2 separate regions of the Homo sapiens genome follow, and region 1 is linked to region 2. A link is a loop called in an ENCODE intact Hi-C map of the cell type or tissue named here. Cell type or tissue: endothelial cell of umbilical vein. All regions are shown on one strand.

What was found. Hi-C counts contacts between places; a loop is a spot of excess contacts. Peaks named below come from ENCODE experiments on the same cell type or tissue, not always from the same donor. Only the 100,000 strongest peaks of a DNase experiment are listed, where the experiment ranks them.
Region 1: a loop joins it to region 2, with 2.4 times the contacts of the local background. A loop is called at or near these places in 3 of 110 quality-filtered maps.

Annotation. Positions count from the first base shown.
Region 1 is chr15:56,884,229-56,889,228 of GRCh38, forward strand. TCF12-DT (TCF12 divergent transcript) reads right to left here. Exons shown (of 4, transcript NR_015419.2): 4 at 1,942-3,696. It overlaps LINC03065 (long intergenic non-protein coding RNA 3065), which reads left to right and starts at 2,840. Exons shown (of 2, transcript NR_183870.1): 1 at 2,840-2,942; 2 at 3,528-3,993. RefSeq lists an enhancer at 2,674-2,763 and a silencer at 2,884-3,313. In endothelial cell of umbilical vein, no CTCF peak of the experiment used is centred here; DNase peaks (open chromatin) are centred at 3,003 and 3,283; H3K4me3 peaks cover 1,077 bases; H3K27ac peaks cover 1,667 bases.
Region 2 is chr15:57,211,101-57,216,100 of GRCh38, forward strand. The region is part of intron 8 of TCF12 (transcription factor 12); the gene reads left to right. Among named protein-coding and RNA genes, the nearest start is that of SNORD13D, 65 kb to the right of the region's middle. In endothelial cell of umbilical vein, a CTCF peak has its summit at 2,909 (motif pointing left); a DNase peak (open chromatin) is centred at 2,891.

The DNA.
Region 1 (5,000 bases), 330 kb before region 2:
GTATGGCTGGGTGTGGTGGCTCACACCTGTAATCCCAGTACTTTGGGAGGCCAAGGTGGCAGGATCACTTGAGCCCAGGATTTCAAGACCAGCCTGAGAAACATAAGGAGATCCTGTCTCTATGAATTTTTTTTTTGAGACGGAGTCTTGCTCTGTTGCCCAGGCTGGAGTGCAGTGGCGCGATCTTGGCTCACTGCAACCTCTGCCACCCAGGTTCAAGCGATTCTCTTGCCTCAGCCTCCCGAGTAGCTGGGATTACAGGTGTATGCCACCACACCCGGCTAATTTTTGGATTTTTAGTAGAGATGGGGTTTCAGCATCTTGGCCAGGCTGGTCTTGAACTCCTGACCTCGTGATCCACTCGTCTTGGCCTCCCAAAGTGCTGGGATTACAGGTGTGAGCCACTGCGCCCGGCCCCCCAAAAAAATGTTTTTTATATCAGCTGAGCGTAGTTGCTTGTGCCTATAGTCTCAGCTACTCAAGAGACTGAGATGAGTGGATCACCGGACCCCACCACATCGAAGCTGCAGTGAGCAGTGAGCCATGATCACACCACTGCTCTCTAGCCTGAGCAACAGAGCCAGACCCTTTTGCCAAAAGAAAGAAAGAGAGAAGAGAGGGGAGAGACAGAGATAGAGAAGGGAGGGAGAGGAGGGAAGGGGAGGGGAGGGAAGGGAAGGAGACGGATAAATATAGAACAATTTAGAGGTGATGAAGAAGAGTAGATACAGAAACATTCTGAGGTAGAGGAAAGGAAAAATGAAGGAACTTGTTGGGGCCTAAGCCACAGCCACTTTTTTTCTGGCAAAATTTGATGCTGTTCTGATTATATCCTTCCATGTGTTCACAAAGGGTGATTTCTCTCCCCAGCGTGAGGAGTAGATTACGATTAGTGTCATTCCTCTTACAAATAATCAGTTTAGGATTCGTGTGTGACACAATTATGCCTAGTGGGACTCAGTTCTGCTAGAAGCCTCTAAAAAGGGTTTCCCTTCCTTTATTGTGAGATGGAGGGAGGGAGGGGGAGAGACAGAGAGAGAGGGAGAGAGGGAGAAAGGGAGAGAGAGAAATAGTATTCCTATACTTTGCTACTTTGCTGGATGCCCGACTGTATTTGACATCAAGACAAGCAGACGCCATCGTATAGCCATGAAGGGACATGACAGGAGAAATTACCATCATGTGAAGATGGCAGAGCAGAAAGAAGAATCCCACTTCAATCTCGGACAACTTCCCTAAGTTATTTGACCAACCAATAGTGGAACCACCTTTCTCCAAACTTCTTATTTTATGGGATAATAAATTCCATATTTTTCAAATTTCCACCTCTAGTCAGGTTTCCTGTTGTTTGCACTTTTGTTCATACCTTTTTTTTTCTACTAAAGGAAGAAGTGAGGGCATGTGTTATGAATGTGAAATCTGGAAGTTAAAAAGTTTGAAACAGATATTTCAGTTTTCACTTATAGCCTCCTTCCATCTTCTTCCCCCTCCCCAACTCCTACTGGATTCAGACAAGGGCCAGGACACAAGGCTGAATGCAAAAGGACCCCTCCCTTCCCAAGACTTTATCTTTGTTCCTAGCTCAAGCTCAGTGTGTCTGGCTCCTTCTTCCTCAAAGATTTGTTCTGTCCCAGGAGGCTCCTCAATCGCTCCAGTCAATTGGCTTCTAGAGCCTTGCCCTATCAGTTCCACAGATACATCCACACGTCTGAACTCCAGCCACAGTTTAGACTCAAGTGGGGAGCTCCCACCGCAGCACCGTTCTGTACCTGTAACTAGCAATGGTTTGTAGCCTTTGAGCAGAAATAGGGAATGAAACTGCCGAGAATTTAGGGATGGAAACTGGCACAGGCATGGGAAACCGTTTGAGAATGCAGGAGTTAGCTGGGTTTACTAGATTATAACTCTTATGAAGACCACATAGCACACAACTCAGCATATAAATTAGTCTTAACACATATACATTGAATTTCTTTGAAATGACCAAATTGTAGGCAGATAAAATGGCTTCCTTTTACAGAATCTTCCCTTCAGAGAGTGCCTTTCAATGGCACCACCTTCCCTCCACCCAAAATAAAACCTTCAACATTTTCACCTTAAGTGAAATGTTTATAACACACTTTGAAATAGTGAGTGTGGTGAAGATAGTTCTATTCAATCTGCTACGAAGAAACAAGACACAAAGATCTGACTTGGCCACCATCCCCGAAGGCATCCGTGGCAGAACTGGGATGGTCCCTCATTCCCCAGTGGTCTCAAGCGTTTGTTCTGATGTCCCTGTATGTAATTGTTTTGATAGCAATTTTCCTGGTTCTCTCTCACTAGCTTGCTAACTACGCATGTCAATCACATTCAGGAACACCATGGGCCTAAGGGTCAGCCACATCTCAGGAGAATGTGATTCAAAAGAGGACACAAGGCATAATATAGCACTTTCTCCTTCTAGCATGTATGTCAGTTGCGTTGCGGCCTCGAAAGTCTGACAATGTGTAAAGAGAGTGTTGCATTTTTTTTCCTTCCCCCAGATGCAGAAAGGAAAGGATTTATGAAGTACTCTGACCACAATTTTAAAGCAAGTGAGAAACCCAACAGTGTAAGATCCTCTTACTAGAGAACACTCAATGGTACTGAAAGAGTTCTCCACCTAAACTCTAAAGAACCCGAAGAGAGGTCCAGTTTTTTCCTCCCAAAGATCCATCTCCAGAGCTTCACTCCCTAGTCCGTTAGGGAAGCCGGGACGGTGGGAGAGCCACAGATACTCTTTCTCCTACGGAACCCTTGGACCTCTTGCCCCGTTTCCCTGTCACTTTAGGGAGCAGCACGCAGGAGACTAGAGGCCAGGGTCCAAGCCCGCAGCCGTAGCAGGCCGGACGAAGAAAGCGGGCCGGAAGGGCAGCGTCGCGGTGCTGGAGGCTGTTGCTGGGAGGCGTGGATTCTGGAAAGTGCGTGTGCGCGTCCCTGGAGCACCGCCCGCGGAGCCGATTGGCCCGGACGCGCGGCGGGGGAAGCCCTTGGCTAATCTCCTGCCACTCAGCCCGGCTGACGTCGGCGCCCGGGATGCAGCGCCGCGAACCTCTCGCCCCGCCGGGCCGGGCCGCGCGCGGAAGGACAAATAGTTCCGGCGGCAGTGCCGCGCACCTCTACGCGGCTCTGCTCGCCCCGCCCGGGCTGCCGAGCCCGAGGCAGGGGTGGCGGGAAGTGGGGGCGGGCGGAGCAGGGCCGGCCTGTGCGGCTCTCGGACCCCGGCTCCGCTCTTTGCGGCCAGACGGGTGGATTGCGCTCCCTAGGGAAGAGTAATTGGATTCCAGGCTCCCTCCAGCCGGGATCAGCGGAAGTCGGCTGCTAAGCCTGCAGCCTGGGAGGGGCGTGTGGGGAGGAAGGAAAGGTGGGGAGCGCCGCCGGGAGGGACACGGTGAAACCACTGTCCTCTTAAGTGCCTGCGTGCTTGTTTCTGTACAGGCCGCATCGGGAAGCTGGGTATAGAGAAGGATTAACAGAGATTGCACCCTGGTGACCTTTCCCCTCAGGCACGTGACTCTTGCCCCTTCCAAGTTGTCATCCTCATTGTGAAATTCACCTGGTAGCTGATACTCAGGAGAGGAATACTTTGGAAGCCTGAGTCTTCTAGCCATCACCCTTCTGTTTTTCTCTCAAAGCTCCACTTGGAGCTCAGCTGGAGAAGGAACCCTGTGAAGTCTGGAATTGGACATGTCTCTTATTAACGAAGTAATTGTGGAGAAAACAGCATTCTTACCACTATCATCCAGGAAAGTATCCCAAGTCCCTTCCTTGGCAGTAGCAAACTTCCCTTAATTCCCTTCCCCTTGAGGAGATGCAGCCAGAATGAGAGCCTTAAGCAGAGTTTTTGGGTGAAATGATAGGCATGTTCTAGGAATTGTGACTTAAACTTGGACCTCTTGTGATTTTTTTTCTTTTCATCTTAATTACTGCATTTCACTCATTCATCATGAAATAAACTCTTACTGAAGGCTTTGTTTGTTCCAGGCTCTGTTCTACTTATCAGACATACGTCAGTGAGTAAAACGAATGCACTCATGGAACCTCATTACAGTTGCTCTAGTGGGGGAGATAGTACATTTACAATCATATACAATTGTATAATGTCATGTAGGGAAGAGCGCTATGAAGAAAAAGAGCAGAAGGACGAAGTATGCAGATGAGAGTTGAACATTATTTTATATTTTAGATAAGTTGATTGAAGAAGGCCTCTTTGAGGAAGTTATGTTTAAACAGAGGTCTAGATAAATGAGGTAGAAAGCCAAGCAAATATTGGGGTTGGGGGGGTTGGGGAGAAGATTCTGGGCAGAAGTAAGAGCAAGTGCCAAGGCTCTGCAGCCAGAGACAGTTTGGTGAGTCTGAATTAGTAGAAAGGAGGCCAATGTGAATGCTGTGCAGTAAGCCAGAAAAACAGTTAGAAATAAGGCTGGAGATGGGGTGATGAGTATGTGCATGCTTGGCATTTACTTTTAACATAATTTGAAACTTCTCTAAGTTTTGTATGCACTAAAGTGTCCTGCATTCTTCCTGTGTCTCCACCAGACACTACATTTCATTTCATTCAGAGACACCACTTTTTTTCCTCTTGGTCTAGCAGTAAGTGTTTATTTCTGTTTTTCTCTCACCCTCTTCTACTGATCTATAACTATTGGTTCAAATGTTTCTTCTGTGCAGATCCTTATCTTTAATGTCACCTTTTTTTCCCCCAACTTGTATATTTGCCTCTTTATCTCATCAACGTATCTAACTGGACGTCCTGCCATCTTTAGGTTTCGACAGGTCTAAAACCAATCTCATAATCTCATTATCTTTCCAAAATCACTTCCCTTCTTTCTCATTGATACCACTGCTATCTCTGCCACCCAAGCTGAAAACACCGATGTCATTTTTTACCTGTTCCTTCCCTTTATTTCTTTTATCCAGTCATCTCAGGGCCTTCAATTTATCCTTTAAAATACCTCCTCTGTCAGATCCCTTCCTCT
Region 2 (5,000 bases):
GTATTCACCATGAAATATCTGACTTGTAGATTAACTTGCACATTATTGAGAAACCAAAATTGTTATTGAGTAAATTAAACAATGACAAAGTTAGGTAAGAGTTGTTATCTATCGGTAGGATGTCACTGCTTTTCTTTATTTTGTTTTACTATTTTGTTCAAGATAAAGTTGATAGGGCAGGGAGCAGGGAGCAGTGGCCCACGCTTCTAATACTAGCACTTTGGGAGGCTGAGGTGGGAGGATTGCTTGAGCCCAAGAGTTCAAGACCAGGCTGGGCAACAAAGTGAGACCTTGTGTCAATTATACTTTAAAAATAAAAAGAAAAAAGAAAGATTATGGTTTTAAATGAACATATTACTAGGCAATGGAGTTATATATAACTAGCCTTTTAGATACTTCATTTGCTGGCATAAATGTTATTAGAATACAAAGCTTTTGGACTCTTGTCTTAGAACTGAGAAGTTGTAATTATGTTTTCAAATTCCTTTTTTGGTTCAGCCTTTCATTTCCTGTGAGGGTTTAGACTTTTAATTATGCCTCTTGCAGGTATGATTATAAAAATACAATTTAAGGCTGGGCATGGTGGCCCATGCCTGTAATCTCAGCACTTTGGGAAGTCGAGGCTGGCAGATCGCTTGAGGCCAGGAGTTCAAGACCAGCCTGGCCAACATGGCGAAACCCTGTCTCTACTAAAAATACAAAACTTAGCAGGGTGTGGTAGCACACGCCTGTAATCCCAGCTACTCTGGAGGCTTAGGCATGAGAATGGCTTGAGCCCGGGAGGTGGAGGTTGCAGTGAGCCAAGATTGCACCAGTGCACTCCAGCCTGGGCAACAAAGCAGGACTTTGAGACATACACACACACGCACACACACACACCACACACACACACACACACACACACACACTTTAAGATTGGTGTGGACACCTGGTATCATCTATGCCAGTGGATCACAGCTTGAATCTTGAATCTTGAATACAACAAGATTCAAAATACATCAGAAAAACCTAACAAATTCTGTGGATTCTATACTTTACCAAAATAAAATGGTAATTAAACATCAGGTTTCTTTCACTGGAATTATTTCAACTCAGTATGGCAATGCTTCATTTACCTTTTAATCTGAAGTTCTGAACTGCAGTTACATGGCTTTGAGTTTTCTTTTTTGCTTTTGTTCATTTGTTGTTGTTGTTGTTTTTCTAGAGACGGTCTCTCTCTGTCACCCTCGCTAGAGTACAGTGGCACAATCATAGCTCACTGCAGGCATGAACTCCTGGGCTGAAGCGATCCTCCCACCTCAGTCTCCTAGGTAGCTGGGATTACAGGTGCACACCACCCAGTGAATTTTTTAACTTTTTGTAGAGACAGGTCTTGCCATGTTGCCCAGGCTGGTCTCAAACTCCTGGGTTCAAGGGATCTTCCCACCTTGGCCTCCCAAAGTGGTAGTATTACAGGCATGAGCCACCATACCCTGCCTTGATTTTTCCTTTTAAGAGAGAAAAATATTTATCATAATGGAATTTTAAAAAAAGAGTCTGAGAGACAAAAATCTTTCAAAATAGGAATTCAGAGTTTTGGGGTGGAGTGCATAATAAAATGTTTTATTAGTGGTGAAATGGCTAGGAAGTCTTTGGCCTAGTTTAATGGTTTAATGCCTGCATTTTACAGAAATGGAAAATTAGGCTCAGGGAGAGTCAACGACCTACCCTAAGCTCTCTTGCCTCCTGAGAGGCAGAGCTGAAACCTGGATCCCTGTCTCCTGACTCCCAGTTTAGTGCTCTTTCGCGTTACATGATATAACTCCACAGTTTTCTGGGACCTGAGTAGCCCATCTTATATTACATAGAATACTAATGAATGATAGGGAGAATACTTCTGCCCTACTGCATACACATGTGCTACTGCTACATAGAACAAGTAGCTTAACAAATTTCTTCCAAGTTTTATATCTGTTTCCCAGTGTCTGTTTAGGGACACTTGTCATTGTTAGGAATAGTGAAGCATAACCAAATACTGGTCAAGCACTGCTTGTTTTGCGTTGTTCTTTGTTGAAAATGTATGACTGACACCATTTCCCATCTTTTTCCCTGTTGATGTCACTCTTCTTAGATGTCTTTTCAAAGTGAAGTATTTTTTGGCTTTTGTTAAGAATGGTCACCAGAATTTACTAATAAGAAACCATTCTTAAAAGATACGTCTTTTCATAAATTCAAGATCTGTATGATTTCTTCCAGTGAATATAGCAAAAATTAGCTTTGCTTTTTTACTTTATTGTCACAAATGTGAGGGAGGATGTTTTGGTAGACTCAACATTTATTTAGAGGCAAGAAGTATTAAAAAATTACTACCACTAGCAAGAATTTTTACTGAAACAAAAATATAGATTGGGGACCAAAAAATAACTTAATGTATAAGTTACTTACAGCTTTGGATTGCAGATTTTTGAAATGGTTCTGGGCTAAGATGCAGATGTTAACTTCTGGTCTTTTAAAAAATGAATTTAAAATAGAATAGAATATCTTGGTGCTGTTCCATTTCTCATAAATTGAAAGGATCTGATGTCTTCCAGTTCAGAAGAAAAAAAAATCGCACAGGCCAAAAGAAGAAACAAAAAAACGGGTGGCACTTTCTTTAAGAGACAGCTAATTTGACCCAAGACATCATGTTCACAAAAATTATTTAGCTTTACAGATGATTTTGAATGATAGCTTTGTTTGCCTACAGTTTTGTTTTGTTGTTAGATTGCCTAACGAGTCAATAGCGCAAAGCCTTGTGTCAGTCTTGAAAGCTCTTCAGAAGTGCTGGTTTCTTAAGGAATTTAAAAACCTGAGGGTCATCCTCATTGTTTTTTTTAATGTGTGCATACACACACCTTTAGGCAGTCCTTTGATTATGGAGCCATCTGCAGGAAAATTATCAAGTTGCAACATAGTTAATGATTCTCTTACTGTGTTACTTCAAGTGGTAAATGAGAAGTGACAAACTGCAATTCACGTAGGGAAGGAAAGGGGAAAGAAAGGGACAGCCAAGAGATGCAGGGGCAGGGGGACCCCCCCTCTTTAATTTTTCAAAGAAAACTGCTTTGTCGTTGTGAGTTTGTGATCAAAAGAAACGTGCAATTTGCTTCAGATTTTACATATTCTCAGTAATTATATAGTTCTGTCTCATTTGAAGGGTTATCTAATGATTGCCTTTTAGAAGCTTTGTATGATCTGTCAGTTCTGTTCATGTTGATGTCGGAGGGATACAATTTATTCACCTCAGAAAGAGATTTATTTGCTTTCTTCTCCAGGAGGTATGGCTGTTTTTACATATCCTCATTATAGTCGTATGGTTGTCAAAAGGAAATTAATTGTTCTTTTGCCTTAAAAATGCAGTTTACAGAGGTGATTGTTTCCATTGGCTATATAGGTAGGTGTTTTCTGTTTTGTTAATCATTAAGCATTTCTAAAACTCAATTTAGACTTGAGATATTTGTAAAGAAACAGTATGACATCTGATATCCTGTATCTGAGACAGACGCTATTTTATGAATTTTAGCATGTGTCTTTACATTGTGTTGAGAAGTGTATATTTATATGTGTTGATATCCAAATAAGTTATTTACCAGTACTCAGACTAATCTTTAATATCCACTGGTTATTGGTTTGGTTAAGATTTTGGTAATCACAATTGAGGCTTAATTGGAACAGTTTTTTTCATGGAGTGCCACTTGAGTAAAGATCACAAAAATCAAGTCTTTGATTTTTAAGATTTTCATACAGTGGAAAGATAGTAATTAGAAGGCTTTTTACTGATAGACTGGGTTATCAGCAAGATGGGAGTGATTGTTGAATTAAAAGATGCACTATTGATTTTAGATCAATAACACTATTAACTTTAAATAATATGCATTGAATGCTAGTGGATTGGTTTGAAAATGATGCATTATTTCACTGGAGTTTTATATTCTTGATTTCTTTCTTGCAGAAGTAAATTTTCTAAAATGTGAGGATATTAGAAAAACCAGAATAACAACTTTCTGAACATATTTACAAAGTAGCATATACTACCAGAGAAGTCTGCAATATAATGTTCAGATATAAAACCTGGAATTTTGATGTCTGACTTAATTAGCAAGGCTAACTAAAATACTGCACATTTGAGAGACAGCATTCACTCACATGTCATCTCTTTACAAGGTAGATGAGGAAGAAGAGGCATTGGGGAAGGTTCTTTTGCTTTGAATTTGTTCAGTTGCAGATTCTCTCACTATCCTCTTAAATCTATCCTCACCCCTACCTCCCTTGCAGCCAATAATTTATTACTTACCGAGTTCATCCTTTAGGAAAATATAGTGTTCATTCGTGGAGTTATTCATGTGTCAGCTTTTAAGTTTGGCTTCATTTATTACTCTGAAAGTCTGTTTTCCAAGATTTGATTCACTTAGAAATAATGTTGAAACTTTTCGTGAGGAATATTATGAGTGGGTTTTAGGTTTACTTTTCCAGCCAGATCTTCTGGCTTTTGGGACAGTGGAATGTTGCCTGTTTGTTTTAGAAGAATATACAGTAAGATTAACCACTAACTGGCCTATGTTAACTAATTCAAGATACATAATTCACTTCAATTAAAAATTTTCTTTCCAAAACTATTTAGAATTTTGTGTTACCTTTAGAAACATTCTTGCTTACGGATCATTTAAAAATAGCTATAACTGTTGTAGTGATCCAAATATCAGGATAAAAATGAGCTAATAAAGTAGATAAAAATACTGCGTGGATAACTCTAAGAAATTTTATATAGCTCTCCAAGGAAGATCTGTTTCCCAATCAACAGAAAAGTAAGATGGAAGAGGGAAATTTTGCCTGGAAGCCTGGAATTTAAACTGAAGTTTCCAGAGAGCTCTTACTTGGTAGACTTTTTGAAAACATCTTTTCCTATATCGTCAGTAAAGAAGTAACTTGTTTAGGCAAAGCACGTTATGGCTTTTTCTTGCCTAGTTTAGGTCTGTGCTTAA